Regions from separate parts of the Homo sapiens genome. Here region 2 is linked to region 1. The links are chromatin loops, found by intact Hi-C in ENCODE. Cell type or tissue: Panc1. All regions are shown on one strand. Each heading gives the region's core, and the rest is flanking DNA. Links, peaks and the distances in the headings are about the cores only.

What was found. Hi-C counts contacts between places; a loop is a spot of excess contacts. Peaks named below come from ENCODE experiments on the same cell type or tissue, not always from the same donor. Only the 100,000 strongest peaks of a DNase experiment are listed, where the experiment ranks them.
Region 2: a loop joins it to region 1, with 4 times the contacts of the local background. A loop is called at or near these places in 6 of 110 quality-filtered maps.

What each region holds. Positions count from the first base shown.
Region 1 is chr3:53,367,732-53,383,842 of GRCh38, reverse strand. It overlaps LOC105377094 (a long non-coding RNA gene), which reads left to right and starts at 12,570. Exons shown (of 3, transcript XR_940847.3): 1 at 12,570-12,615. RefSeq lists a silencer at 8,560-8,609 and an enhancer at 12,754-13,379. In Panc1, for the core only: CTCF peaks have their summits at 8,408 and 8,652 (motif pointing left); a DNase peak (open chromatin) is centred at 8,632; H3K27ac peaks cover 670 bases.
Region 2 is chr3:53,479,273-53,495,383 of GRCh38, reverse strand. It overlaps CACNA1D (calcium voltage-gated channel subunit alpha1 D), which reads right to left and starts at 773. Exons shown (of 48, transcript NM_001128840.3): 1 at 151-773. The coding sequence starts at 217. RefSeq lists enhancers at 1-494, 825-1,324. In Panc1, for the core only: a CTCF peak has its summit at 7,945 (motif pointing right); a DNase peak (open chromatin) is centred at 9,198; H3K27ac peaks cover 575 bases.

The DNA of each region.
Region 1 (16,111 bases), core at 4,011-12,010:
TGCAGAGCTCTGACCTACGCAGCTGTCCATGGAAACAAAACCTTTTGGAATCCATGGCCATGGCTGGGTGTCATCTCTAAGGCAGCAGGCCAAGTTAGTGAACTCTGGTACCCAGTTAATTACACCAATTTGTTGATATCATACATACCTATCTGGAGGTTGAATTGAATTATGAACTTGGTATTGAAGTATAACAAACATGCAGAACAGTGCACATTGTGTAAGTGTACCACAAGATGAATTTTCACAAATCAAACACACCCCTGTAACCAGCATCCAGCAAAATAGAATATCCCTAGCACTGCAGAAACCTCCCTCATGTTTCCTTACAAATTATTATCATCTGCATCCCCCCACCAAGGGCAACCACAATCTTGACTTCTAAGAGTCTAGTTTTTGCAGCTTGATTTTTTAAATGAAATTCACCAAATGTTTTGCCATTAGGTAGACATGATTTTAGTGATGGCCAGATTCCCTTACTATCTTCTGAAAGTGAGACTATAAACTAGCTGGGCAGGAGGTGAGGTATAACAACCACATAAAATTCAACAAGCATATGCCCAAACCCCAACCTGGAGTTGCCTCAAAATCAAACCCTGACAGACTATAAAAAAGAAACAAAGCTTGCTTGCAATAAAGAACACAGAAGGCTGTGTGCGGTGGCTTGCGCCTGTAATCCCAACACTTTGGGAGGCCGAAGCAGGAGGATAGCTTGAGCCCAGGATTTCGAAACAAGCCTAGGGAACATAGTGAGACCCTATCACTACAAACAATTTTTCAAAATTAGTCAGGTGTGGTGGCACATGCCTGTAGTCTGAGCTACTTGGGAGGCTGAGGCAGGAAGATTGCTTAAGTCCAGGAGTTTGAGGCTGCAGTGAGCTATGATTGTGCCACTGCACTGCAGCCTGGGCAACAGAGCAAGACCCTATCTCTTTAAAAAAAAAACAGAACACAGAAACTTAATTTAAATTAGATGATTCAAATATATGTATCACTTAAAGCTTGTAGAATACTATTTTTATTGAGATAAAATTTTCACCATTTTAAACATTTTGAAATGTATAATTCAGTGGCAAATTCATGGAGTTATACAACCATCACCACCATCTAACTGCAGAACATTTCTATCACACCAAGAATTAACCCTATACCTGTTAGCAGGTGCTCCCAATTCCTCCCTCCACCCATCCCCCGTCAATCACTAATCTACTTTGTCTCTCTGGATTTGCCTATTCTGGATATTTCCTATAAATTTAATCATACAGTATGTGGCCCTTTCTGTCTGGCTTCTCTAGCTTAGCATAATGTTTTCAAGGTTCATTCACGTTCTAGCATGCATCGGTATTTCGTTTCTTTTTATGGCTAAATAATATTCCACTGTGTGCCACATTTTGTTTCTCCATTCATCAGCTGGTGGCCATTTGGGTTGTTTCCTTCTTTTGACTATTGTGAGTAATGCTGTTATGAGCATTCATAAGTAATGCTGTTATGAGTAATGCTGTTATGAGCATTCATGCACAAGTTCTTGTGTGAATGTATGTTTTCGGTTGTCTTGAGTATATACTTAGGAATGGAATTTCTGGGTTATAAGGTAACTGTTTAACCTTATAAGGAACTCCCAGACTGTTTCCTGAAGTGGCTGAGGATTTTGCCTTCCCACCAGCAATGTTATGAGTGTTCTAATTTCTCGACATCCTTGCTAACACTTATTTTCTGGTGTTTCTTTTTTTTTTTCATCATAGCCATCCCAGTGGGTGTGAAGTAGTATCTTACTGTGGTTTTGATTTATTTCCCTAATGACTAATGATGTTGAGCATCATTTTATGTTCTTATTGGCCATCTGTATATCTGCTTTGGAGAAATGTCTGTTCAGATTCTTTGCCCATTTTTAAATGCAGTTGTCTTTTTATTCTTTTATGAGTTGTTTAAATATATTTTGGATACTAGATCCTAATCAGAGATAAGATTTACAAATATTTTATTTACAAATGTTTTCTCCCATTCTGTGAGTTGTCTTTTTTTTTTTTTTTTTTTTTGAGACAGGGTCCCCAGGCTGCAGTGCAGAGGTGGTGTGATCACGACTCACTGCAGCCTCAACCTCCCGGGCTCAAGTGATCCTCCCACCTCAGCCTCCTGAATAGCTGGGACTACAGGCACACCACCATGCCAGGCTAATTTTTAAATTTAAAAACAATGTTTTGCAGAGATGAGGTCTCACTAAGTTACCCACATTGGTTTCAAACTCCTGGCTTCACGTGATCCTCTCACCTCAGGATCCCAAAGTGCTGGGATTATAGGGATGAGCCACCATGCCCAGGCTTCTTGCTTTCTTGATAGTCCTTTTCTGCACAGAAGTTTTTTATTTTGATAAAGTTTAATTGACCTGTTTCTTCTTTTGTTGCTTATGCCTTTGGTGTCATGTTTAAGGAACTGTTGCCTACTCCAACGTCATGAAGATTTACACCTATGTTTCCTGCTAAGAGTTATAGTTTTGTAAAATGGCATTTTTATTAAATCATGTTTTGATTTATTTAAGATGACTATCATGCCAAAGCTCCCTGGTTACAAAGGTCACAAAAATATAAAGAAAATACAAAAAATATATTTTAGTCTTATCTTCTATCACATGATGGTATAGGATGTAGTCATTGGAGTCAAATCATGGATTTGACTTCCAGGACTTCTAGGCACCATGTCTAAGTAGCTTCCTTGGAGAATCTGTGTATCCTGACTGAGAATGAGTATTCCAAATTTTATGTGCATTCTATATATTTATCTATTACAAAGATATATATAAATATAGATATATTGTTATACCATTAAAAACTTTTTTTTTTTTTTTTTTTTTGAGACAGGGTCTGGCTCTGTCACCCAGGCTGGAGTGGAATGGCGCCATCTCAGCTCACTGTAACCTCTGCCTCCCAGGCTCAAGCCATCCTTCCAACTCAGCCTCCCAAGTAGCTGGGACTATAGGCATATGCCACCATGCCCGGCTAATTTTTATAATTTTTGTATTTTTTGTAGAGACAGGGTTTCACCATGTTGCCCAAGCTGGTCTTGAGCTCCTGAGCTCAAGCGATCCGCCCACCTCAGCCTCCCAAAGTGCTGGGATTACAGGTATGAGCCACTGTGCCCAGCTGGAAATGTCCATTTTTCCATCTCTTGGGTGACACTCTGGCTAGCTGTTCACTAGCACTGAGCTTTTTGAGAACTAAGCAATTAACTTCTCCAGTATATTTAATTGAAATTTTTTCTTACTATTCCCCTGCTTACTGGGAAGGCACCACAATAGTATATTGTAAAGAGTAAGAATTAGGAAACCTGAGTTTTGGCTCTGACTCTGCCACTAACTGTGTGACCCTGGAGATTCGTCTCATTTCACTGGCCCTTGGTGTCCTCTTTGAGAGAGGAAGAAAGGAAAGAAGGGAGGGAAAAAAGGAGGGAGGGAAAGGAATGCCCTTCCAATTCTGGCAGTCTGATTGTTTGGGACTACATTTAGAAATGTCTTTTCATCTCTATTTGTAGCAAGCAGAATTGTTCCAGCCAGTTTTCAGGCTATTTGTGTGTGCTAACCTTTGTGGTAGCACTTCTCTCACATTTGGCTTTTGGAAGTAATTCCTAGCCCAAATAACAATCTTCTTTTCCTTGTTTGGCATCTCTACCCAAAAGCCAAACATTGATACATCTGAAGGGAAGGCAGGCTGTGGGCCAGGCTCACAGATAGGCATAAATGTTGACTCCCCAAGTATGCTGTGGGAGATCAAAGGGGAAGATGTGCTGACTAAATGTCCCATGAGAATCCCTGTGAGCCCATAACTTGGAGGAACTGTGTGGTCCCTGACCAGCCTAAGTTTTGGAAAGGAATCAGAAGGCTCCTCCCGATTCACAGGGTAACCAGCTGGCCAGCTAACATCAAGCAGAAGGCAAACAAAATAATGCTTTAAAATTTCCGCTCCTGCCACTTGCCTTGGGGGGGAAAGAAGTATTTAGACAGTTAATTCACTCATTCACTCATTCAGTGAATATATATTGACAGCCTATAATGTGCCACTATTCTAGGCACCAGGAATACAGCAGGGAACAAAATAAAGCTCCCATAATCATGAAGCTGACACGCTCATGAGGAAGACAGACAACAGACAAGCGAGTAGCTCTACATACATGTGTGTATACATGTGTGCATACATGTATGCATATGTGCATGCATATACTTATGTATGTATGTGTCAGATGGTAAGCACTTTAGGAAAAGGCAAAACAGAGAAAGTGGCATAGGAAATGCGGGGGAAAAAGTTGAGTGTTCATTGCTATTGTAAATGGGGTTGTCAGAGCAGGCTTCATGGATTAGGTGGCATATAAACACAAAACTGGAAGACAAGAAGGTGAGACCTGGAGGAAGAGCATTCTAGGCAGAAAGAACAGTAAGTGCAATGGCCTTGGGCTGAGAACACGTGTGTCATCTATAAGGAATAGCAAAGAGGCCAGCGTGGCCAAATCAGAGACATCAAGGCAGAGAGCAGAGGAGGTGAGTGTGACAGAGTGAGAAGAGGGTACATCGTGTAGGGCTTTAGGACTTGGGCTTTTATTCTCAACAAATGGGGATCCATTGAAGGATTTCAAGCAGAAGAGAGACATGATCTGACTTATGTTTCAAAATGATCTCTTTGAAGGGAGTGCTCACACACGGTTAGTGGGAATGTAAATTAATTCAGCCCCTGTGGAAAGTAGTTTGGAGATTTTTCAAAGAACTAACAATAGAACTACCACTCAACCTTGCAATCCCACTACTGGGTATATATCCAAAGGAAAATAGATTGTTCTACCAAAAAGACACATGTTCTGCTTAGTTTTAGGGAATATTTTTTAAAAGACATGCACTTGTATGTTCACTGCCATGCTATTCACAATAGCAAAAACAGGGAATCAACCCAGGTGCCCATCAACAGTGGACTGGATAAAGAAAATGTGGTGCATATACTCTATAGAATACTATGCAGCCATTAAAAAGAACAAAAGTATGTCCTTTCCAGCAACGTGAATGCAGCTGGGGACCATTTTTCTATGCAAACCAACCCAGAAACACAAAACAAAATATTACATGTTCTTACATGTAAGTGGGAGCTAAGCCCTGGGTACATGCAGACATGTAATCCCAGCACTTCGGGAGGCCAAGGCAGGCAGATCACGAGGTCAGGAGATTGACACCAATCCGGCTAACCCGGTGAAACCCCGTCTCTATAAAACTACAAAAAAATTAGCAAGGCTTGGTGGCGGGTGCCTGTAGTCCCAGCTACTCGGGAAGCTAAGGCAGGAGGATGGCGAGAACCTGGGAGGCCAAGCTTGCAGTGAGCTGAGATCACACCACTGCACTCCAGCCTGGGTGACAGAGCAAGACTCAAAAAAAAAAAAAAAAAAGAAAAGAAAAGAAACCTGCATATGTACCCTCAAATCTAAAATAAAAATTACACAGTAGCTCACACCTGTAATCCCAGCACTTTGGGAGGCCAAGACAGGAAGATCACTTGAGGCCAGGAGTTCCAGCCCCATCTGGACAACAAGTGAGACCTCATATCTAAAAAAAAAAAAAATTAAATTAAAGTTAAATGGAATGACTACAAATCAAAAATAAAAATAAAGTGATCTCTTGAGCTGCTCAGAATACTCTGTTACGGGATGGTAGCATGGACATCAATGAGGAGTTTATTGCAATTACCCAGACAAGAGCTAAAGGGGCTTAGACAAGGGGGTAGCTGTGATCATGAGAAGGGGTCAGATTCTGGATATATTTTGAAGGGAGGACCAAGAGGATTTGCTGATATATGCAATACAGGGAGTGAGAAAAACAGAGAAGTAAAGCATGACGACAAAATGTTTGGTCTGAGCCACTAGAGGGAAGGCTATGGGATGAGCAAGTTGAAGGACAGGAAGGTGTGGTGACTCGGGAGTCCTGTTTTGGTCGTGTTGATTTTGTATTGCATATTAGACATCCAAGAGTAGATGAATAGATTAGCTCTGGAATCAGAGGAAAGGTCCAAATTTAGGAGTTGATGCCATATATGTGTATGGGGTTTAAGCCCCTGAGACTGGAAGAGGGCCCCTGGAGAGTGAGTATGAAGAAGAGCAGAGATGCCCCAGCCCTGGGGCCTTAAGACAGCAGGAAGGGCCAGGCGCAGGGGCCCTCGCCTGTAATCCCAGCACTTGGGAGGCTGAGGTGGGTGGATCACTTGAGGCCAGGAGTTCAAGACCAGCCTGGCCAACGTGGCAATACCCCGTCTCTACTAAAAATACAAAAAAATTAGCTGGGTGTGGTGGCACACACCTGCAATCCCACTACTTGGGAGGCTGAGGCAGGAGAATCACTTGAACCCAGGAGGTGGAGGTTGCAGTGAGCCGAGATCATGCCAATCACTCCAGCCTGGGTGACAGAGCAACACTCTGTCTCAATAAAAAAACAAAGCTGAAAGAGAGAATGGGAGGAGAGGACCTGGAGAGAGACAGTACAGTACAGAATCCTCTTTAGAGAACCCAATGAATGAAAGAAAGCAAAGAGACAAAGAAGGTAGGGTCAACACAGGGTTTTCTGAAAATGAGGCCTCTGCGGAACCCTGTGTTTGCAGGAGCTAGGCACCCAAGCTCACCAGCAGTGCCTGTCCTACCAAGAATCAGAGGCCTCAGTCACCCCTCCGAGGGTACTACTGTGGGGCTGAACCCAGAAACTTCTCCTTTAACTTCAAGTGCACAACAGTAATAAGTGCTTTTATTTTTAGAGTCACTTACTATGCACCAGGCTCCCTAGACATCATTATTACCCCAACTTACAAAGGCAGAAGCAAAGACTTCTGCGAGAAAGGCAAGAATTAGGGAAGGCCTGCATGTGAGGAGAGAATGATCCAGTGGAAAGGGGAGAAAACTGGGAGAGGGGACAGTTGCTGGGGCAATGCTCTCCAGCGGTGCTGGCATGAAGCAGTTAGCTGCAAATAAATCCAGCAGCATGGTCTCACAGGACAGCATGCCAGGGACACAGATTTCTTAGGGGAGGAAAACTGTCACTGGGTTTGTTCTATTTAAGGGACCCAGAGAATGAATCTGTGATGCGTCCTCATCCTTGGGCAGCATCTTCCTGTAAACACTCTCCTATGATCAGGCCTTAAATCAGCTATGATTATTCTTCATTAATAACAGTCCCACCTAACAACTACACAGTACCCTCTTCCCAAGAGTCTTTCAATTTTTAAAATTATTTTTAGTTTTTCAAGAGGAAATGACAGAGAAAACAAAACATAATCCCGCTGTACAGATATATATTAATATATAAATAATATATAATATTAATATATATTTCAATATATATTATATATTACATAAAATATATATTATACATACATTTTTATAGTTATATTTTTATATAGTATATATTTTTATATACTTCATATATATGATTTTTTTTTAATTTTTTGTGTGTGTTTGTGGTAGGGTCTCACTCTGTCGCCCAGGCTGGAGTGCAGTGACACAGTCTTGGCTCACTGCAACCTCCACCTCCCGGGCTAAGCGATTCTCGTGTCTCAGCCTCCTGAGTAGCTGGAATTACAGGCTCACACCACCACAACTGGCTAATTTTTGTATTTTTTGTAGAGACAGGGTTTCACCATGTTGGCCAGGCTGGTCTCTAACTCCTGGACTCAGGAGATCTGCCCGCCTCAGCCTCCCAAAGTGCTGAGATTACAGGTATGAGCCACTGCACCCGGCTTATATATATATATTTTAAGACAGGATCTTACTGTGTTGCCCAGGCTGGAGTGCAGTGTCACCATCACAGCTGACTGCAGCCTCAAACTCCTGAGCTCCTCCCACCTCAGCCTCCCAAGTCTGGGACTACAGGCAGGAACCACAGCAGTGGCCCCCTGTTAATATTTTTAATAGAAATAATAAAATGAAGAGTAAAGCCTCCCTCCCCTGTCCTAGTCTATTCCGTAAAGATAACCACAGCTCTTTATTTTTCTAGAAAAAAATTGCATATATCACCTATATGTTTGAGTAAAAATTCATACACAAAACCCATCATGCTATAAATTACTACTCTGCACCTCAGTCTTAATATATCTTGGCAATTTTTATCTACATATTTATTTTAACGGTCATGGTGCACGTTTTAAAAAGTGCTTTGCCAGGCCATGCAGGTGGCTCATGCCTGTAATCCCAGCACTTTGGGAGGCCGAGGCGGGCAGATTACCTGAGGTCAGGAGTTTGAAACCAGCCTGACCAACATGGTGAAACCCCATCTCTATTAAAAATACAAAAATTAGCCAGGTGTGGTGGTGTGCGCCTGTAATCCCAGCTACTCGGGAGGCTGAGGCAAGAGAATCGCTTGAACCTGGGAGGCAGAGGTTGTGATGAGCCAAGATCGCGCCACTGTACTCCAGCCTGGGCGACAGAGCGAAACTCCGTCTCAAAGAAAAAAAGAAAAGCGCTTTGCCATTTGTCATATCTTAGTCTCATCGAAACACATTGAGAAAAGAATACTTTATTTTGCAGATAACAAAATTGACCCAGAGTGACATTAAGTGACCTGTCCAAGGTCTCCCGGGAGTTGGAAGCTGAGGCAATAGTAGACACTGGGTTCCTGTCACTCCCTGTACCACAGCGCCTCCCAGTGGCGTCCAGGTGACATTTTTCACCCACAGCACTACTGGGGCCATCCAACACACCCTCTTCCTCCACATAGTCCACCAGATCTCAGGAAAATTTTCATCCACATTATTAAGACCATCCCATAGTCAAAAGCAATATGTCTCTTTTTTTTTTTTTTTAGATGGAGTCTCACTCTGTCGCCCGGGCTGGAGTGCAGTGGCATGATCCCAGCTCAATGCAACCTCTGCCTCCTGGGTTCAAGCAATTCTCCTGCCTCAGCCTCCCGAGTAGCTGGGACTACGGGCACATGCCACCACTCCCAGTTAATTTTTGTATTTTTAGTAGAGATGGGATTTCACCATGTTGGCCAGGCTGGTCTCAAACTCCTGACCTCAAGTGGTCAGCCTGCACTGGCCTCCCAAAGTGTTAGGATTACAGGCATGAGCCACCACGCCAGGCCCCACTGTGTCTCATTTTTACAGACTTTCTTTATTCATGAAATAATTTTTATAGCCATTGCATTGGGATTTAAAATTCTAAATAGAAAGTTAAGTTGTACATCTTATAATATCTAATATTCTAAGCCTTTCAGAGTGGAAAGAGAAGATATGGATGCTAGGGTAAGTTACTTTTGATCAATTTTTTTTAAGTCCAATGTACAGAGTATGTTCAAATGTCTGTGGTTCTTAACTTTTTTGTGAGACACGGACCCTTTTGTTGAAAATCTGATGAAAGCTACCAATCCTCTCCGGTGACAAAAGCACAGACACCTAAAATCTTGCCTTCAATACCAAGGCATTCATTAGAACTTCTAAGGACCATCCACAGGCCCCAGGTAAAAAAGCATTGCAATAGGGCCGGGCGCGGTGGCTCAAGCCTGTAATCCCAGCACTTTGGGAGGCTGAGGCGGGCGGATCACAAGGTCAGGAGATCGAGACCATCTTGGCCGACATGGTGAAACCCCGTCTCTACTAAAAATACAAAAAAAATTAGCCGGGCGTGGTGGTGGGCGCCTGTAGTCCCAACTACTGGGGAGGCTGAGGCAGGAGAATGGCGTGAACCCGGGAGGCAGAGCTTGCAGTGAGCGTAGATTGCGCCACTGCACTCCAGCCTGGGAGACAGAGCAAGACTCCATCTCAAAAAAAAAAAAGCATTGCAATAATGATTTAGTCCCCCGATTTTGCTATACCAAGTATATCTACATTACCAGCAGTGTCACAACATGCTTTTAATTCATTCTTACTTTTAACATATATGCCAAATCTCAGCTAAGTTGGCTATTTGTGGGTATATCAGTATAAGTTCAATTAGCACAGAAAATCTGAAAACCCTGAAATATTTTCTTTCAGTTTTTTTAGAGAATTAACTTTTCCATTGACAAGGCTGATCAACAAAAAGACATTTAAATTAAGATTTGACTTATATTATACAATGATACTTGACACTCATCTTACACTGAAAACAAAACCAAACCAAAGGGAAGTCCAGACTTGGATACGGTGAAGAGTGGTGGAGGGGATACAGGATTCATCTCATCAACTAATCACTTCTTTCAGAAATATAATTAACCTTAGGAGCAGACAAAATTTACTCTGTGGCTTTGGGGTGGGCAAAAAACACTCCATATAGAAAATCCTTTATTCTACCATCTTTCAAATCTTCCATTCTAATTAGGGTATCCTTTTCTGAGGTGCCTTAAGAATCATCTTCTGGCCAGATACAGTGGCTCACGCCTATAATCCCAGCACTTTGGGAGGTCAACACAGGCAGATCACTTGAGGCCAGGAGTTCAAGACCCACCTGGCCAACATGGCAAAATCCCATCTCGACTAAAAATACAAAAATTAGCCAGGCGTGGTGGTGGGCATCTGTAATCCCAGCTACTTGGGAGGCTGAGGTGGGAGGATCACTTGAACTCAGGAGGTGGAGGTTGCAGTGAGCCGAGATGGCACCACTGCATTCCAGCCTGGGCTTCAGGAGTGAGACTCCGTCTCAAAAAAAAAAGCCTCTTCCTTCCTAAGAAGGCTGATTTCCTCATTGTAAGGGAGTCTGCAAATAGCATTACCGTTAAGTAACAGCAAAGTACTGTATCAATGTTTTTCTTCACATAATTAAAACAGCCTTTAATTTCCCTTTTCCCCAGGTGATGATTCCATTTTCTGGTCCAAAGTCCGCTCTGAACAAGAGTTTAGTCAGCTGCCTAAAACATTAAAAGGCTATTTTCAAACACTTCCAAAAGCTGACTCTTTTTCTGCACTATTTAATGACAAGGCGAAGAAAAGAGGGACAGAAGATAGTAACCGTAACATGTTCTCACCTCTAAGACCTTCTCTTCCCTGTACCCCACACCATCGCTAACCTCATCACTCAGAGACTAAACACCTTCTTCAGCATAAGCCCCCCTCTCTGCTGAGTCACTGAATGTTAGAGCAAGAAGCAGAGAACCGAAGCCCTTGCAGACCGGCAAGATGGCGACCCTGCTGCGCATTAAGAGCCTGGTTATGCAGCTGAAGCAAATTCACAGAAGTTCCCGCCTTCCAGTGTTAGGAGGAGATGTTAGGAAGTTTAAGGGAGGGGGTTTTCTCCTTTGTTTTTTGTTTTTTGAGACGGAGTCGTGCTCTGTCGCCAGGCTGGAGTGCAGTGGTGCGATCTCAGTTCACTGCAAACTCTGCCTCCCGAGTTCAAGCGATTCTCCTGCCTCAGCCTCCCGAGTAGCTGGGATTACAGGCGCGCGCCTACACGCCCGGCTAATTTTTGTATTTTTAGTACAGGCAGAGTTTCATCATGTTGGCCGGGATGGTCTCGATCTCGACCTCGTGATCCATCCACCTGGGCCTCTCAAAGTGCTGGGATTATAGGTGTGAGCCACCACGCCCAGCCAAGGGGAGGGTTTCTTTGTTTGGGAGGTTTTGTTTTGGGGGTTTGTTTGGTTTTTGTTGTTGTTGTTGTTGTTGCTGTTTGTTTTTTTCTTTTCTTTTTTTGCCTTCGTTCTGTTTCTCTGACTAGAATTACTTGTCACTTGTTTTTGTTATTCTTTCAACAGAAACCCTGGAGCATAGGGACACAGGACTTATAGGTGTGTACCTGATGCACTCTGAAATTACATTTAGCTTTTAAAGAGGTGTTATTTTGCTCGCTAGAGGGCTTTTTCTTTGCTTTCTAGGCTTAGCACAAGCTCCAAAATCAGATTTGGGTTCTCCCCCTCATAGTGGCCTTAATTATAGGGAGACAGTGGGCTTAACTAGTGAGTCTCCTTCATCTGATTGCACTGCTGTAGGCCTTTTGAAAGTCATTCAGGAAAATATACATAAGAAAAATTGCTATAGCTCTGTGCTGGACCAGCTCAGTGGAAAACTTCTGATTGCCTAGCAATATGCACTTGTCCTTGGCTAACAAATGTCCTCACTTGTTAACATAGATGCCTGGACTCAGCACTTTTCAGTCCTAAACTCTGTTGTCCTTTACTTCTCTTGACAGCTAGCATGTGTTTAAGGGATCCAGAGGGTTGTGGATGGCAATGTACTGGGAAATGTGAACTGTGGTGCCACTATCCATTTCCCAGACAAGGATGAGGGGTCTCTGGGCGGCCACCAGTGAAAGGTCAGGCTTGAGTTTCCAGGAAGGCAGACCCAAATTCCAGAGCCAAGCATTTCAGCGGAGTTACCACATTCTTAATGCATGCTGCCAGGAGTCGTGCTGGCTGTCCCGTACTTATAAAACGAATCTATCATTTATGGGCTGTGAAGAGGAAAGAGAATCTTGTTCTTGACTGAGCTTTTTACTAAGTGGAAGGCCCACGTTTTTCACAACGTGGCCAATTTCTCAATTTCTGTAAGCCTGGGAAGAAGGTAATATCAACCCTATTTTTTCAGATGAGAACACAGATCCAGGGGGAGGAGCCAAGATGGCCGAATAGGAACAGCTCCGGTCTACAGCTCCCAGCGTGAGCTACGCAGAAGACGGGTGATTTCTGCATTTCCATCTGAGGTACCGGGTTCATCTCACTAGGGAGTGCCAGACAGTGGGCGCAGGCCAGTGTGTGCGCGCACCGTGCGCGAGCCGAAGCAGGGCGAGGCATTGCCTCACCTGGGAAGCGCAAGGGGTCAGGGAGTTCCCTTTCCGAGTCAAAGAAAGGGGTGACGAACGCACCTGGAAAATCGGGTCACTGCCACCCGAATATTGCACTTTTCAGACCGGCTTAAAAAACGGCGCACCACGAGACTATATCCCACACCTGGCTGAGAGGGTCCTACGCCCACGGAATCTCGCTGATTGCTAGCACAGCAGTCTGAGATTAAACTGCAAGGCGGCAACCAGGCTGGGGGAGGGGCGCCCGCCATTGCCCAGGCTTGCTTAGGTAAACAAAGCAGCCGGGAAGCTCGAACTGGGTGGAGCCCACCACAGCTCAAGGAGGCCTGCCTGCCTCTGTAGGCTCCACCTCTAGGGGCAGGGCACAGACAAACAAAAAGACAGCAGTAACCTCTGCAGACTTAAGTGTCCCTGTCTGACAGCTTTGCAGAGAGCAGTGGTTCTCCCAGCACGCAGCTGGAGATCTGAGAACGGGCAGACTGCCTCCTCAAGTGGGTCCCTGACCCCTGACCCCCGAGCAGCCTAACTGGGAGGCACCCCCCAGCAGGGGCACACTGACACCTCACACGGCAGGGTATTCCAACAGACCTGCAGCTGAGGGTCCTGTCTGTTAGAAGGAAAACTAACAACCAGAAAGGACATCTACACCGAAAACCCATCTGTACATCACCATCATCAAAGACCAAAAGTAGATAAAACCACAAAGATGGGGAAAAAACAGAACAGAAAAACTGGAAACTCTAAAAAGCAGAGCGCCTCTCCTCCTCCAAAGGAACGCAGTTCCTCACCAGCAATGGAACAAAGCTGGATGGAGAATGATTTTGACGAGCTGAGAGAAGGAGGCTTCAGACGATCAAATTACTCTGAGCTACGGGAGGACATTCAAACCAAAGGCAAAGAAGTTGAAAACTTTGAAAAAAATTTAGAAGAATGTATAACTAGAATAACCAATACAGAGAAGTGCTTAAAGGAGCTGATAGAGCTGAAAACCAAGGCTCGAGAACTACGTGAAGAATGCAGAAGCCTCAGGAGCCGATGCAATCAACTGGAAGAAAGGGTATCAGCGATGGAAGATGAAATGAATGAAATGAAGCGAGAAGGGAAGTTTAGAGAAAAAAGAATAAAAAGAAATGAGCAAAGCCTCCAAGAAATATGGGACTATGTGAAAAGACCAAATCTACGTCTGATCGGTGTACCTGAAAGTGATGTGGAGAATGGAACCAAGTTGGAAAACACTCTGCAGGATATTATCCAGGAGAACTTCCCCAATCTAGCAAGGCAGGCCAACGTTCAGATTCAGGAAATACAGAGAACGCCACAAAGATACTCCTCGAGAAGAGCAACTCCAAGACACATAATTGTCAGATTCACCAAAGTTGAAATGAAGGAAAAAATGTTAAGGGCAGCCAGAGAGAAAGGTCGGGTTACCCTCAAAGGAAAGCCCATCAGACTAACAGCGGATCTCTCGGCAGAAACCCTACAAGCCAGAAGAGAGTGGGGGCCAATATTCAACATTCTTAAAGAAAGGAATTTTCAACCCAGAATTTCATATCCAGCCAAACTAAGCTTCATAAGTGAAGGAGAAATAAAATACTTTATAGACAAGCAAATGCTGAGAGATTTTGTCACCACCAGGCCTGCCCTAAAAGAGCTCCTGAAGGAAGCGCTAAACATGGAAAGGAACAACCGGTACCAGCCGCTGCAAAATCATGCCAAAATGTAAAGACCATCGAGACTAGGAAGAAACTGCATCAACTAACGAGCAGAATCACCAGCTAACATCATAATGACAGGATCAAATTCACACATAACAATATTAACTTTAAATATAAATGGACTAAATTCTGCAATTAAAAGACACAGACTGGCAAGTTGGATAAAGAGTCAAGACCCATCAGTGTGCTGTATTCAGGAAACCCATCTCACGTGCAGAGACACACATAGGCTCAAAATAAAAGGATGGAGGAAGATCTACCAAGCCAATGGAAAACAAAAAAAGGCAGGGGTTGCAATCCTAGTCTCTGATAAAACAGACTTTAAACCAACAAAGATCAAAAGAGACAAAGAAGGCCATTACATAATGGTAAAGGGATCAATTCAACAAGAGGAGCTAACTATCCTAAATATTAATGCACCGAATACAGGAGCACCCAGATTCATAAAGCAAGTCCTGAGTGACCTACAAAGAGACTTAGACTCCCACACATTAATAATGGGAGACTTTAACACCCCACTGTCAACATTAGACAGATCAACGAGACAGAAAGTCAACAAGGATACCCAGGAATTGAACTCAGCTCTGCACCAAGCGGACCTAATAGACATCTACAGAACTCTCCACCCCAAATCAACAGAATATACATTTTTTTCAACACCACACCACACCTATTCCAAAATTGACCACATAGTTGGAAGTAAAGCTCTCCTCAGCAAATGTAAAAGAACAGAAATTATAACAAACTATCTCTCAGACCACAGTGCAATCAAATTAGAACTCAGGATTAAGAATCTCACTCAAAGCCGCTCAACTACATGGAAACTGAACAACCTGCTCCTGAATGACTACTGGGTACAGAACGAAATGAAGGCAGAAATAAAGATGTTCTTTGAAACCAACGAGAACAAGGACACCACATACCAGAATCTCTGGGACGCATTCAAAGCAGTGTGTAGAGGGAAATTTATAGCACTAAATGCCTACAAGAGAAAGCAGGAAAGATCCAAAATTGACACCCTAACATCACAATTAAAAGAACTAGAAAAGCAAGAGGAAACACATTCAAAAGCTAGCAGAAGGCAAGAAATAACTAAAATCAGAGCAGAACTGAAGGAAATAGAAACACAAAAAACCCTTCAAAAAATCAATGAATCCAGGAGCTGGTTTTTTGAAAGGATCAACAAAATTGATAGACCGCTAGCAAGACTAATAAAGAAAAAAAGAGAGAAGAATCAAATAGACACAATAAAAAATGATAAAGGGGATATCACCACCAATCCCACAGAAATACAAACTACCATCAGAGAATACTACAAACACCTCTACGCAAATAAACTAGAAAATCTAGAAGAAATGGATACATTCCTCGACACATACACTCTCCCAAGACTAAACCAGGAAGAAGTTGAATCTCTGAATAGACCAATAACAGGATCTGAAATTGTGGCAATAATCAATAGTTTACCAACCAAAAAGAGTCCAGGACCAGATGGATTCACAGCTGAATTCTACCAGAGGTACAAGGAGGAGCTGGTACCATTCCTTCTGAAACTATTCCAATCAATAGAAAAAGAGGGAATCCTCCCTAACTCATTTTATGAGGCCAGCATCATTCTGATACCAAAGCCGGGCAGAGACACAACCAAAAAAGAGAATTTTAGACCAATATCCTTGATG
Region 2 (16,111 bases), core at 4,200-12,199, 110 kb before region 1:
GCATGTCCCCTCTCTGTGTAGACGACACCGAGCTGGCAGCACCCTCTCCAACCCCCTCAACCCATCCAGCGCCGCGGGGAAGGGGGAGGGGGCTGGAGGACCATGACAGGATCGGATTTGGCAGCGGGTGCCCGGGCTCTGGCTGCTCACCGTTCGCGTGGTCCGCTTGCTGCTGCCGTTGATGCTGCATTTTTTTCATCATCATCATCATCATCATCCACGAACATTTATTGAGCGACTACTGTGTGCAGGGCACTGTGCTGGGCGTTGAGGCGGGGGCGGAATGGGGAAGGGGATCACCAAGAGGTAGGAGCCGCGGTCCCTGCCCTTATTCTCGCTTCAGCAGGGGGGTGGGGAGGGACGGGGACAAATAACAGAAAATAAGGATAATTGATTTAAAAAAAAAACCGCTCGCCACCCAAGCTCTCTCTTTTTCAAAAATGGAGCAAAATAAACTTTTTAAAAAAATAAAATCCAATGTATATATTATCTTAATAATATATACATGTAATTTTTTGCTGCAAAGGAGAACTGGCTTGTCCCCTCCTCTAGCGGAGAGACGCCGCGGTGATGCCGGCCCGGCCGCCGGGGCCGCTCGGCGCTCCCCCCATGCCCGCCCGTCTGCCCGCCCGCCGCGGTGCCCGGTGCCCGCCGCCGCCGCCCGCGCCGCCGCTGGCTCGGGACCGCGGGCAGCCGGAGCTCACATCCGGGGACGGAGGCGCTCGCCCGCCCGCTCGCTCCGCGCCCGCCGCGCCGCGCCGCACGCCGGCTTCGCCCTGGCGACGCTGCGCGCCCGCCGCCGTCCCCCGCCCTCCGCCCGCCCCGAGCCGCCCACGGCCCGCGCCGCGCCGCGCCCCGGCGGGTCTGCAGCCCGGCGCGCGGTTCTGCCCGGCACCACTTGCGCGCTCGGGGTGGCCGTCGCGTGGGACTCGGGGTGCCGCCACCCCAGCCTGGCCCGGCTGACCTGCGGGCTCCAAAGGGTTAAGCGCGCTCCAGCGGCGGGCTGCCCGGTTAACCCCCTCCGCGCCGCACGGTGCGCTCTCCCCCCGGGACCCGGAGGAGGCAGGCGGCGCCAGTGTCTCCCGCGGCGCTGGGGTGCGGATGAACCGCTCCTCCCCGCGCATTTCTGGGCTGGGGGACAGCTCGGGCTCCCGCGCCGGCCCCGACTCCGCGCCGGCCTCCTCTGCGCACACCTGGAGGAGGCCCCGCCCCCTGGGAGCTCAGGTGCTAGCGGGCGGTAGCTGCTGCGGTCTCCGAGCTCATCCTCGTCAAGGCTCGGCCGGGCTCCCTGGCTGCTCCGGAGCGGGGCAGGCGCCCCCTGCTTTTCTCCGGCCCTTTCTGGAATCGGGGGGGTTGGGGTAGCCCGGGTCTGTAGAGAGCACTCACTACCCCAGGTAACTGCCTGCAGCTGGAACCGCGAATCCAGGGCGCCCCCCATCTTCTCCCCTGCCCTGCGCCTGGCCTGGCGTCGCGGAAGGCAACGGGGATGGGGGGCAATATCTCCCCCCACCCCACCCCGCCCCCACGTGTGTTTGGAGGCAGGTACAGGGAAGTCAAAGCCAAGGTCTTTCAAACCGCTCGTGTTGTTCAAGGAAATAGACGGTGCTGCTGAAACTGTTGCCTCCAGTCTGGGAGCTGAAGGGAGTAGTTTATTTTTTGATACCTTCGCTGGCTTGGATTTAGGGTGGGGGAGATTTGCAAACGGCAGCTCCTGTCTAAAGGGGAAAATACTTTATCTAGTGGATGACTGATATTTTTCATTTAGCTTTGTGCTGCCTGTTAGGAGAAGGGCGTCTGCTTTGTTACTTCACAGGATTCGATTTATTTGCTTTTGTTCCTATCTGCATGTTCCTACGGCGTTTTAGAACGTTTCAGAACAGTGACTTTAAAGCGAAAATAAAGTAAAAGCTCAGCGTGAATTAAGAAAAATAAGTGTTTATGGGAAGGTGCTCCTTACCCAAAGAGAACACACTAGTCATCCTCAATTGTTGGGGGGCACCTGGGCAGAGAGACTGGGGACCAGACAGAAGACTCTCCAGAGGCCTTCCTGAGGGGGTGTCTGGTCCGTGAGGATGAAAACAACCAGGCTCTTGTCCTTTTTTGTGCTTTGTTTTTGGAGACTGGAGAGGCGAGAAATCGCCCTACGGTCTAGTAACAATATAAAGCTGGCCTGGGCCACCTCTCCTATGGCTGCTTCTGATCCAAAATCTGAAGGGAATAGAAGACGGTTCCCTCCAAAGAAACTAGCCCATCCAAGGAGCATGTATGAAATTCACAAGTACACATGTCACTTTCAGAACTCCTGGTCTAAAGCCTTGCCTCTTGAGGCCTTTTCTACAAAATTCCCTGAGCAAGTTTGTTTTATGATACCTTTGCTGGCTCAGATTTGGAATGGGGGAGATTTGCAAACAGCAGCTCCTGTCTAGAGGGAAAAATACTGTATCTAGTGGATGACTGAGCCGAACCATATTTGCTCATTGTTCAGTTCAGTGCAGCCAGCATTCATAAGGCACCGGTTAAGAATAAGGGTCTGGTCTAGATGTCAGGACAAATCTATGGCACAGTTCCTTCCTCAAGGACAACCTAATGACAGAAGAAAAGTTTGTATACTTTTTTTTTTTTTGAGACGGAGTCTTGCTCACTCTGTTGTCCAGGCTGGAATGCAGTGATGCAGTTTCAGCTCACTGTAACCTCTGCCTGTTGAGTTCAAGAGAGATTCTCCTGCCTCAGCCTCCTGAATAGGTGGGACTACAGGCGCGCGCCACCACCCTCAGGTAATTTTTGTATTTTTAGTAGAGACGGGGTTTCACCGTGTTGGCCAGGCTGGTCTCAAACTCCTGACCTCAGGTGATACACCTGCCTCGGCCTCCCAAAGTGCTGGGATTACAGCCGTGAGCCACCGCGCGCCCGGCCGTGTATACTTCTTTCATACCATGCAAACATAGCAGCTATAACAAGTATGAAAAAGCGCTATACAAGCATCAGACAGATTAATTGTAACTGAGGGAACTGAGATGTTTTCACAGAAGAGAGGGCATTTGAACTGATTCTTAAAAACTGACCGGGAGAAAGAGGGATGAATAGGTGGCATACAGGGAATTCTAGGGCAGTGAAGCTATTCTTTATGATACTGCCATGATGGACGTAGGACATTATGCGTTTGTCAAAAACCCGTTGGACTGTACACCACAAAGCATAAACCCTAATGCAAACTATAGACTTTTGTTAATAGTAGTACCACAATATTGGTTCATCAATTATAACACTGGGGTGTACCAGTGTTATAACTGTGTATATAGTGTAGCTCACTAATGCAAGATGTTAATAGGAGAAACTGTTGGGGGAGAGAATATATGGGAATTCTGTCCTTGCTGCAAAATTTTTCTGTAAACCTAAAACTGCTCTTAAAAAAAATAAAGTCTATTAAAAACAGGTGACTACTTTTACAGGGCATAAATGATGTATGAGGAATGAGCTTTGGGGGTAAGAGCAAAGGCACAGGGGAGACTGAAGTGCAAGGTGGGTGTGTTTAAAAATGAGCAGGAGCACAGTGTGGCTGAGGCAAAGACCCCCTGGGCTAGAGGAGGAGGAGGCTGGAAAGGCCAACCCAAATCTGTGGAGGAAGGCTGGCTGGCTAAGAAGACCAGATTCAATTTCTTGGCAGTGAGAGCCAGTGAAGTTGTTTTAGCTCAAAAGTGACATGATTAAATTGTGGTTTCGGTCTCCAGGTTTTGTGCGTTAGATCTTAACAAGTTTATGGTATTGCAGGAGGGTTTGGGGTTTTTTTTTTAAATAATTATTTTTAGAAACAGGGTCTCACTATGTTGCCCAGATTGGAGTGCAGTGGTGTGATCATAGTTCACTGTAAGCTGCAAGCCCTGGCTTCAAGCAGTTCTGCCTCAGCCTCCCAGCGTGCTGGGATTACGGGCATGAGCCACTGCTCAGCCTTGAATTGGAGTTTTTGACATTCCATCCCAGTTTCTGAATGAGTCTCATCTTGGCGATGTCTCCAGCAAGCATTTTTTTTTTTTGAGGGCCTTGATTCAGCACAGCTCTAGATGCGTTGGCCCATTGGGTAATTTAAATATTTATATTCCCATGATAATGCAAACTACTGAATAAATAAATAATAAGATCTTTTAAAGGCTTCCTGTGTGCCAGGTTCTAGGGTAGGCACTTTATATGTACTAACTCATTTAATTCTCGTAACAAGCCTACGAGGTACTATAAAACCCTCATTTTGGCCAGGCTCAGTGGCTCATGCCTATAATCCCAGCACTTTGGAAGGCCAAGGCGGGCTTGAGTCCATGAATTTGAGACCAGCCTGGCCAACATGGTGAAACCCCATCTCTACTAAAATTACAAAAATTAGCTGGGGATGGTGGCGTGCGCCTTAAGTCCCAGCTACGTGGGTGGCTGAGGCAGAAGAATCACTTCAACCTGGGAGGTGGAGGTTGCAGTGAGCAGAGATTGTGCCACTGCACTCCAGCTTGGGCAACGGAGCAAAACTCTAAAAAAAAAAAAAAACAAAACTCATTTTACAGACAACAAAACCAAGACACTGAGGAGTTAAGTAGCTCGCCCAAAACCACACACAATTACTTAGTAGCTGAGCCAACAAGACATGAGGAAAGGCTAAAACAAAAGATTTCAGCTCTAAATCAGCTACATGTGCTACAACCCAATTATGTTGCTAACACACTATTGTGGGGTCTTAATCTCCATGACCTTATTTATAAAGCACTCCCACTTGAACGCACTGAGCTGGCATGCCAGACATGATTACCTGCGTGCACTGCATTTCAAAAAACCTTGCTGATGGCCCAGTCCAGAACCTCACCATCTCACACCCCAGGTCATGCACAAGATGCCCATTCTCCATTTTTCCTCCCACAAATAATCCATCTTGTTCAAAACACACCATGTCACTTCCCTGACCAAAAAATGTTTTCTTCCTCCTTCCTTCCACATTCAACCTAAACTCCTCTGACTAGCGTTCAACCTTATCATCTCGCACCATTCACTTTAAACTGTGGTCAGCAGTCTCATTAGACTGTGAACATGCTGTGCTCATTTCTGACTCTCTGCTTTGGCTCCTGTTTATTCGCTGACCAGGAATCCCTACCTTGTTGACTTGCTGACCTCTCACTAACCCCTCTCCATTGAAAAAGCCTCGGTCAAGTCTCTGCCTCCTCCAGAAGACTTCTCTGATTGCTACTGCTGCTATGGACACTCGTGTGCCCCCACCCCCACCTCCCCTTCCCTAAAGGCCTGCAGCACCTGGCTTCCCCTTTGATGACATACATTCTTGTGTCTTGTGTGATTGCTTCTTGGCTATAAATCCTGTCTCTCCAACCACCGTGTGGGTCCTTAAGCAAGGATCACCTCCTTAACCCCCTCTCCCTGCTGCTAAGTGTTATGCTCACAGCGGGCACTAAATACTCTGATTAGTCTGCACAGGATCATAAAAGCCCACATAGATCACCAGAAATTGTCAGCTGATATTTACAAAAATCCCATAAAGTTTATGGTAGCACACTTGGCCCTTAGATGGTAAAAATATAAAACAGAGGGAAAATTGGGTCCTTTGCACACCAGGAATTCTAATTAAGGAAGATAAACAGATCCTGAAGGCTATATGCAGAACATATCCTTAAACAAACTGTGTAGTTGGGTTTGAATGAGTTCCTCCATCCACAGGCCCTGGTGCTAAGAGGGGATAGCCCTGACCCACTAACCACCAGAACAGGCGGATTAAGCGGGTGGGGACATGTGTTCCAGGTAGAGGAATGAATGGGATGCACAAAGTCAGGCTGAGAAGTCCAGAGTACATGCAGAAATTAATAAGTAAATGGTTAGGCTGGGACCTAGGGGGACTTAAGAGATAGTGGTGATAAGGAAGATTGCAAAGGCAGCACAGAGTAAGTAGTGTCAGGTCCCTAGTGTCTGGCTCAGCAGTCTAGGTGTTACCCTGCCCCAGCAGTTCTGATTTTTTTTTTTTTTAAATCTCAGACCTCTTTAGACTCCTAACAATTATAAAGAGCTTTTTGTTTCTGTTTTTGTTTTTCAGAGACAGGGTCTCACTGTCACCCAGGCTGGAGTGTAGTGGCACAGTCACAGCTCACTGCAACCTTTTTTAAAATTTTTTTGTAGAGATGGGGGTCTCGCTTTGTCAAATGATTCTCCTGCCTCAGCCTCCCAAAGTGCTGGGGTTACAGGGATGAGCCACTGCACTCGGCTTAGAACATTTTTTAAATCATTTATAATTCACTTGAAAATAGTCACAAGCCCATTACGTGTTCTAACATACTTTTAAAAATGAAAAGTAACTGTTTTCCAGAACAAAATGGTGAGAAGAGTGGTGTTCTTATTGTTTGCAAATCTCTTCACTGTCTGGCTGAAGACAGCTGGATTCTCCTTTGTGCTCCTGCATTCAATCAGTAGTGATAGAATGTTTGGACTGAAGTATGTGAAGAGTATTCAGCCTCACACAGGTATATAGCTGGAAATAGGAGGACTGTTTTAATCGCCTTTTCAGATAATCGTGGATATTATTCTTTGCCATGACACCAAAACTTGACTTTTAAAAGTTAGTTGAAATGTGTTATTTCAAACCATGTCAGTGAAACTTTCTACAATGTTACATTAAATTCTATCAGTCTATTTCACAGTTTGAATGGATCTTTTACCCATGCATGATTTGGTAACATTATGCATTGGTCATTTGGAAAATCCTGGTTCACTGAGTTACACAGGTTTTCCAAATGTTGACACGTTTCATTATACAATATCAAAAAGCCACATTCATTGTTATCACCACCAATCTCATCAGAAAGTCTTTAAGTATTGGGAAACTGTCAAGCTCCCTGTGGTAGACAGAAGTTTTTCAAAATTCTAATTTTCACTTGAAAGCTGAAATTTTGTAATTGGCACAAATACTGTCAAGATTTTCTTTAAAGTAACAGGCTTACTTCATTCATTTTCAAGAAAATAACTGCCAAATACTTAGGTCTGAATAAACATAGTTTTTCAGTAAAAATGGTGTTCCATGAAAAAGCCATTCAGCTTCCTACCTCAAACCATCACACAAGTGAGGAAATCATATACAGCAGAAATGTTTTATGCATTTGTCCTAATTTGTTACTCAGAATATTAAAAAGACATCTACCCAAGGATTAAGATTTAATAAAGTTAATTATTTTTACTGCTTCATCAAGGAGATTATTAAGTAAAACTGGCTTTTTTTTTTTTTTTACAGTGAGTGCATGACAGAATAAGGCAGCATCCACCAGTACACTTTGGTGTCACTGCCCTGATTCATGCTAAGACACCAGCAGTTTTAAACACTGTTGATTTTGTACCATCAGTGCAATGTCAACACATTAGGGAAGACAAATAAGTCTTAATGTTACCGTGAAAATAGTCTTGACCTCAAAGAGAGGGCCTTTTGGTCCCCCAGGTAGGGTTACCAGATAAAATACAGGATGTCCAAATATTGCATGGGGCATACTTACACTAAAAAAAAAAAAAAAAAAAAAAAAAAAAAAAAAAAAAAGCTGTTTATTTGAAACTGAAATTTCCTTGGGCTTTCTGTATTTTTATTTGCCACAATTGGCCACCTTACCTCTGGGGGTCCATAGACCACACTTTGAAAACAGCTGCTCAGGCTGCTTTGGTTCATTTTTGAGCAGAGGAATGGAATCAGTCGTACTTCATGAAAATAGCTCTAACCTTAGTGGGCAAGGTAGATCAGAGGATGAAAAGATTTGTAGAGCACAGAAAGGTCTGATGGATCCATTAAGAAGATGTCACTTTTTGTCTTAATCAATACAAGATTTGTTGATGAATTTCTTTAGTTACTGTGAGGGGCGGCGCTACTCTGAGATTGGGCAGGGAAAACAGGAAGCCAGCAGAGGGCAGCTTACTGTCTAGTGAGGTCCCCTACCCCATGGTGCTAACTCGCTACTCTCCCCATCCACCGCCATACCCCACCACCATCAGGACTTCTCCATTACAACTGACTTAGGCCTCACCCAGCAAAATTTAAAGTCCTTTCTTCTTGCTTTGGCCTCATTGCATGGAGTCCAGCTGGTCTTTATCCTTCATCAAGTGACTGTTCACTCGAAGAATAGGATTTACATTTCACATCAGACAAAGTAATTCCAATTCCTTTAACTGGTTCATTCCCATCCCCTTTGACCCAATTCTTAAATCTTATCCATCACTCTCTGATGCACCAAGTACTCTCCACTTCCAGAGTTGGGAAATCCTGGCAGAGTCTAGAATATGCAGTCAACACCCCATTATCCATGCTGACTGAAAGGAGGGAATAAGTCTGAAGTTTCCCATCTGTGAAATAAACTGGTTATATAACATGATCCCTAAGAGTTCTTCACATTCTAGGATGGCGTACTGGAGAGCCTAGACTTTGGAGACACATAGAACTGGGCCCAAATCCTGGCTCTGCCAGCTACTAGCTATGTTGTTTGGGGGATGTCACTTACCCTCTTAGGGCCTCAGTTTCCTCACCTTTAAAACAGGGATAATATCACCCATCTTGTTTATGTATTGCAAACATTTAAAATACTGTTTCAGAGCTTCTGACACATACCATCAAGTTAAATCATATAACTCATGTGAATTTAAATATACTCAGTTACAGAGGGACGGAGGGAGCCACTTAAGTGGTGCTGGCAGGAGTCTGTCCTTCCTTTGATTGGTCTTAGTTTTTACCTTTATGTCCTGACTTTAGAACTTAACTCACCACCTCAATTAAAATATTAGGTCGGTGCAATTACTTTTGCACCGACCTAATACAATCCACTGTAATGGCTCTCCTTTTTCTTAAGTGCATTCTGTCGTTCAAATACAGTCCCAAAGCAACTGAACACAGTGGTTTTTTTTAATAGTCTTTGAATTTTGCTTAATTTTAATTTCTGTTATTTAGTATTTAAGATTCAGTAATCAATGCTGACAACCCCAAAGCAGGACAGAGATCATAGTGAAATAGCTATTTACACACATGCACATAAATGCAGCCCCATGGCTCATGCTGAATGTAATTATAGGCATACACACACCCCACACAACACTGGTTTCAGTCAACACCACTACACAGCTATCTCCAGGTTAAAAGCATAAGCTAGCTACCGGAAATAAAACTGGTATAGTCACACACTGCAATGAAAAAATCACACAGATCTGCATCCAATCAACCACAGGAGCAAATTTATGAGGACAGGAAGTTGTTAGGGAGATCCAGAAAGTCAATAAACGTCAGAAATTTTATAGTTCAAACATTACAGTTACATTTTTGTTTCTTCAGAGCAGTTGTTTAAATATTTAATTCACAAAACAAAACTGAAGTTTAAATGGCACCAGTGTCTCTCCGACTTGGCACCTACCATGTATGTGGACCTGTTTACCTTTCTTACTACTTAAAAAAAAAAAAACACTAAGTCACAAATCCTTAATACTGACATAAGCTTGTTAAACAGGACTTTGGAGGATCATTAAATAGGAAATCATTAAAAATATTGACCTTTTGTAATCCCAGTTTTCTAATAAGACCCTTTGAAATAAGCACCACCCCTCTATTCCCTTTGATTAACACAGTAGAGAGGACTTAGCCACTTCAGTAGTTCTCTTTCTGTTTGACAAAAATGCAATATGAAAATGCAGTGACCTCTTGCAGCTTCATGCTTATGGTTTAAAATGGATGCTAAAAATTGGAATTGGACTGTGGGTTTGAAAGTTTGGTAAAATAGCCAAACTTTATATTTCCTAGGTTATTGGAACAAACACACAGAGGAAAAAGTACTTTTTAAAAGGTTCTAATTCGAGAAATTTTTGAAGAGGAAGGTTATGGGATCCAAAACTACTTATTTGAAGAAGAATCATTATACAAACTTAGATAACTCACTAAAAATTATCTGTTTCGTGTCCTAATAACCAGGTTGGCATGGTATTGCATCCAGAAATATGGAACTTTCCATTTTTCTGTTTTATCTTTTTTATGTTCCTATTTTTAATGTGTGTTTATAATACACTGAAAAATCTCAGTCAATCACATATTGAGCAAAATAATCACCATGGCAGGGAGACACACATGGTAGACTTTATTGTCAACATGTCTATAAAACTGAATAAATATTTGTTAGTGTTCCATTGTGATAAATACAAGGAACACGTGAGGCTGAAAGGGAACAGTGTCAAGAACACCATAATTTTTCAAAACCTGACATGACTTTAATGGCAATTAACAAAGAATGCCAGGGTGTATGGGAGAGTTTTTGCAAACACACTACATCACAAACAGACTAGACTTTTAATGATGTGACAGAATAGCCAAAAGATAGAAGATTGGACATCTTGTCCCAGGAAGCTAAATATCTAAGTGGTATAAAAAGGTCTTTCAGGATTCTGAACTTTCTACCCATAGCTTGCCTCCCTTCCCTTCAGCAGGCCACTTCTTGGCTTCCTTTCCCAGCTCCTTGGGCCTAACTGGGTTCCTTTCATCACCCATAGACCTTTCTTCTTGGAAGTTTCTTCCCTCTAGTCCCTTTACTTCCTCCTCTAAATACTTCTTCATGAATCTCCAAAGTGCCCCAATTATTATAGCTCACCAGAGACAGCTAAAGGCAAGGTCATCATCCTGAGGAAGATTTAACAAGACGAGGCAGAAGATCAAGGTTCTCTTCCTGGCCACACTTAGTTGACATCCTAGAACTCTGCAGTGGTACAATTTAGAACTAGAATAATGGCCAGGTGTGGTGGTTCACTCGTGCAATCCTAGTACTTGGGGAGGCCAAGGTGGGAGGATCACTTGAGGCTAGGAGTTCAAAACCAGCCTGGGCAATATAGTGAGACTCTGTCTCTATGAGAGACACCTGTCTCTCTCTAGAGAGAGAGCAAGGTGTGGAGGCATGGTGGTGCATGCCTCTAGTCCCAGCTACTCAGGAAGCTGAGGCAAGAGGATTGCTTGAGCCCAGGAGGTCAAGGCTGCAGTGAGCTATGATCACGCCACTGCACTCTAGCCTGGGAAACAGAGCAAGACTCTATTTCCAAATCCATAATAAACCACAAGACCCATGGTTTTCAGTGTAGTTGCCCCGACAGCAGCAGCTGCATCATCTGAGAACTTGATAGAAATCCAGATTCTCCAACTCACCTCAGACCTACTGAATCAGAAACTCTAGAGGTGGGGCCCAGTAATCTGTCTCAGCAAACCCTCCAAGTGATTCTGATTCATTCTAAAGTTTGAAGACATTGCACTGTACAGATGAATTGCTTTTTGTAAGATTTCTTCTGGTTGTAGCTTTCTGTGATTCTGAATAGATTCTGGCAGCATAAGGAATGTTAATGCCCTTGTGTTTCAATAGTACTTATGTGAAAAGCACAATAGCTTATTCTCTTCTGTTCTTTTCTTGATTCTCATAAAATCCCTGCAAAGTAATGCAACTGGATCTGTTTCACAGAATCTCATAGGACTTATCACGTAAATAATACAATTTATGACAGCTTTGAGGGCTGGAAAATATTCCGCCTCAAAGCTAGCCCAATGACCTGATGGAAGACTGTGTATTATGGTTTCAAGGATGCCAGAAAGATCAAATTCTACACTTTTCCACCCAGTTCACTGATGCCAGAAATTCCAACGTCATAGCTTAAAGCTCCAGTCCTCCATCTGAAATGCAAATATCCCTGGAATATCATAACAAGCCCTTTACTTCTCAGGTAAGAGATGGAAGAAAGAGGATATGAGCACCTTGTTCTCAGGAAGTGGAATGTCTACACCTGCTTTCAGAAGACTACTCCAAAGGGAATATCTAGGGTCACTATATGCAACTTTGCTTTCTGCATAATTTTGCCAAGGGCCAGGTGTGCACACATAACCAGGTGTACAATATAGGTGCATAAAAACCTTAAGGATTGACTGTGGAGGCTGAAGGAGGAAGAATGAGTAGACCTTAACAGAGATAGAAGTAAATGGGCAGATTCCTGCCTTTTGGTACACTAGGAAAGATAAAAACCCTCACCCCCAATCCCCACCCTCCTAACCATACCCCCACCACCAAATTAACATGGAAATAGATCAATAGATCTTCCAATTGTATTTGGTTCTCTTCTTCCTCACCTGTCTATACATCCTTTCTTTAAAAAGTATTATATTTGTATTGTACCTTATAGTTTGCAAAGCACTCTCACATACAATATTCATTTGCTCACTACAGCCCTGTGAAAAAGACAAAATTCTTCATTTACTAAGGAGGAAACCTGGGCTTGGCTACTGCCAATACATGGCAGAACTAAGATTTGAATCCTGGTTTTCCAATTCCAAGCCTACTTCTTTCATCTGTGTGCATTTTCATTTTTAATTTAATTTTTTTTTTTAGAGACAGTGTCTCACTCTATCACCTAGGCTATTGTGCAAAGGCATGATCCTGGCTCACTTCAGCCTCAACCTCCTGGGCTCAAGCAATCCTCCTGCCTCAGCCTCCTGCGTAGGTAGGACAATAGGAGCATGCCACCACACTCAGCTAATTTTTTAATTTTTATTTTTGTAGAGACAGGGTCTCACTATGTTTCACAGACTTGTCTTGAACTCCTGGTCTCAAGCGATCCTCCCACCTTGTCCTCTCAAAGTGCTGGGATTACAGGCATAAGCCACTGCACCTGGCCCCAGTGTGTATTTTCAATCTGGTTTGCACCCAACTGCAGGGATGAACCATGCATTAATGCTCAACTCCCATACTCCCTTAAAAAGAAGGTTATCAGGGATCCAGAGCCCCGGCATAGAGTGTGAATCCCAGGCTCCCATCATTCAAGCAGGTTCCCAATTTGCTGCCACTGTTTACCTCCTCCCTGCTTTTAGAGCACAAGAGCTTAATGACTTCACAGATGGGCAACATTGTCAGCCATGGAAAAGACATTCTGCTACACATAATTGTACTTTGAAAATATCACTGTGGAAGTGTGTGGATGAGTCACAGTGTTGGCAGGGGAACTTCACATAGGCCAGGCCCTCTGGTAATGAGCCCCACAGGGCTCTGAAGGTGGCCCAGGCCATGGTCCTTCACAGACTCTAAGCAGAGGATTGCTATGGCCAAGGTGAAAAGACATCCCTTGCTCTATCACTAAGGCCAGTACACTTGGTTCATGCATAGACATTTAGCCTAAAGTTATCTAAAATTCCTTCCAAGCCTACGATTCTAATTTATACACAACAAAAGCCTTTATTCTGTTATCCGGTTGTCTTGTACCATTTATATGACTCCAGCTTCCACCTTGGTGATAATAAATTACAAGTTCAAATTTCCAGTCCTGCCCTTTAACCAAAGCTCAGTGCCACATCAACTAATTCCTGGTAGATGTTGCCACCATCAAATTTCAGTGAAAATGTCTAAAACCAAATTCACTTCTCATTATCCTCTACAAACCAGCTCCCCATAGCAACTTCTAGCACAGCCATTTTCTCAACTCTCAGGACTCAACATGATGGAGCTGTCTTCTTCACTATGCACATTTGGTTCGTTGCTATTAATTTCTGTTTCCTGAGTACACTCTTCATACTGCTGCCTATCTGATCTTTATTAAATGTTCTTCTGTGAACCGACATTGTCATTCTTGCTTTATAACCATGAGAACAGTAGTTCTCAGCCCTGGCTACAGGTTAGAGCTTCTTAAAACTTCCAGTGCCCAAGCCCCATCCCTAGAAAATTCTGATTCAGGGGGCCTGGGGTGGGGCCCAGTGATCAGTACCACTGAGAACAAATGTCCTGAACTATAGCACTTTTCAGACTTCAAGGGGTATGAAGTCACCTTTGGATCTTGTTAAAATGCAGATGTGGATTCAGCAGGGCTGAGCTGGGCCTGAGATTCAGCATTTCTTTTTGTTTGTTTGTTTTTAGACGGAGTCTCGCTCTGTCACCCAGGCTGGAGTGCAGTGGCGTGATCTCGGCTCACTGCAAGCTCTGCCTGCGGGGTTCACGCCATTCTCCTGCCTCAGCCTCCTGAGTAGCTGGGACTACAGGCGCCCGCCACCACGCCCAGCTAATTTTTTGTAATTTTTTTTAGTAGAGACAGGGTTTCGCCGTGTTAGCCAGGATGGTCTCGATCTCCTGACCTCGTGATCCACTCACCTCGGCCTCCCAAAGTGCTGGGATTACAGGCGTGAGGCACCGCACCCGGCCCAGCATTTCTTTTTTGTTTGTTTTTATTTTTTATTTTTGAGACAGGGTCTTGCTCTGTCCCTCAGGCTGGAATGCAGTGGTGCGATCTCGGCTCACTGCAACCTTCGCCTCCCAGATTCAAGCGATTCTCCTGCCTCAGCCTCCCGAGCAGCTGGGATTACAGGTGTGTGCCACCACACCTGGCTAATTTTTGTACTTTTAGTAGAAGTGGGGTTTCATCATGTTGGCCAGTCTGGCCTTGAACTCCTGACCTCAAGTGATACACCTGCCTCGGCCTCCCAAAGTGCTGGGATTACAGGCGTGAGCCACCGCGTCCGGCTAAGATTCTGCATTTCTAACATGCTCCCAGGTGATGTTGATGTTTCTAGTTCCCACGCCACACTTTGGGTATCAGGGTCCTAGAGCATCAAGTCTAATCTCCCATTCTGCCTGGTTTTAAGGCCCTGGCCTCATTTCCTGGTGCTTCCTTCTCTCACCAGGCCAGCTCCTGACACATCCAGACACAGACCCTTCCTCTCCATCCTGGTTTACTTGGAATGCCTGACTCCCTTCTCTCTGCCTGGTGAGAATTCTCTGCATCCTCACCCCTCCATCAGGACCCAAAGGGCCCAAGCCTTTATCTACCATTTAGTCTTCCCCAACCACTCCATGGTTTATTAATCCCTTTTTCCTCTAATCTCCCAGCGCTATAGAAAGTACAGTGATCCTCCCATCATGTACTAAGCTCTGCAGCTGACAGCAGAAAGAAAACTGGACCAAAAGAGATAGGGAAACTGGGCACATCTTGTAACTGCTAGCAAGTCATTTTCCCTTTCTAAAAAATAAAATAAAATAAAATAAAATAAAATAAAATAAAAAGCTCCTCAGAAACTTGGTCCAGCAGAATGATCCTAGGGACATGGGAGGCAAATCGTAATAAACAAATTGCAGACATGTCAGCAACTGAAGCTATTCCTAAGAACATTCAAGTGAAGAGAAACTTAAGAGATCACTTGGTCTCACCATCCCTCTCTCCCTAGATTTTTCTGGTAGAAGCTGAAGCCCTGACAAGAGAAAGAGCTTCCTCAGATACCCAATTAATCAATAGCAGGTTCAGGACCAAAGTCCATATTTCTCAGTTTTTGTTTTGTTTGGTTTTGTTTTCTTTTGAGACAGAGTCTCGCTCTGTCACCTAGGCTGGAGTGCAGTGGCATGAATTCAGCTCACTGCAACCTCTGCCTCCGAGTTAAGCAATTCTCGTGCCTCAGCCTCCCGAGTAGCTGGGATTACAGGTGCACACCACCATGCCCAGCTAATTTTTTGTATTTTTAGTAGAGACGGGGTTTCGCCATGTTGCCTAGGCTGGTCTCGAACTCCTGAGCTCAGGCAATCTGCCCACCTCTGCCTCCCAAAGTGCTAGGATTACAGGCATGAGCTACCGTGCCAGGCCATATTTCTGAGTTTTTTATCCTTCCAGATGTAGCAACTTCCTAAATGTTTAAGGGGAGCCACCACTGCATCAAGCAGACAATGTGCTGATGCACTATGATTAGTAGGGCTGGATATAAACCTCAGGAAACATTTAATGGCAAGATGTTATAAGAGGGCAATCTACAAGGCAGGACACCCTGTCCATAGCAGAATCTTCTTGCCTTCCACCAGAGACCAGGCCCTACAATCCCATGTAAGACTCCTGATTATCCTGCTGAAGCAAAGTTCACCTTTTTACCCCTGGCATCAAGGTCCTCTGCAATCTGGCCCTAACCTAGCCTTCCAGCATCCCTCCCTGCTGGAACTTTCCACTCAGACTCACTGTTTCTCACACATACCTTATGCCATTGCTAATTCTTAAGCCACCAGATTGCTTCTTGGGCACATGAGTCCATGTGGACACGGTTAAATCTCCTGCATGCCTTTTGATATCTTGACGTTTGGAATTG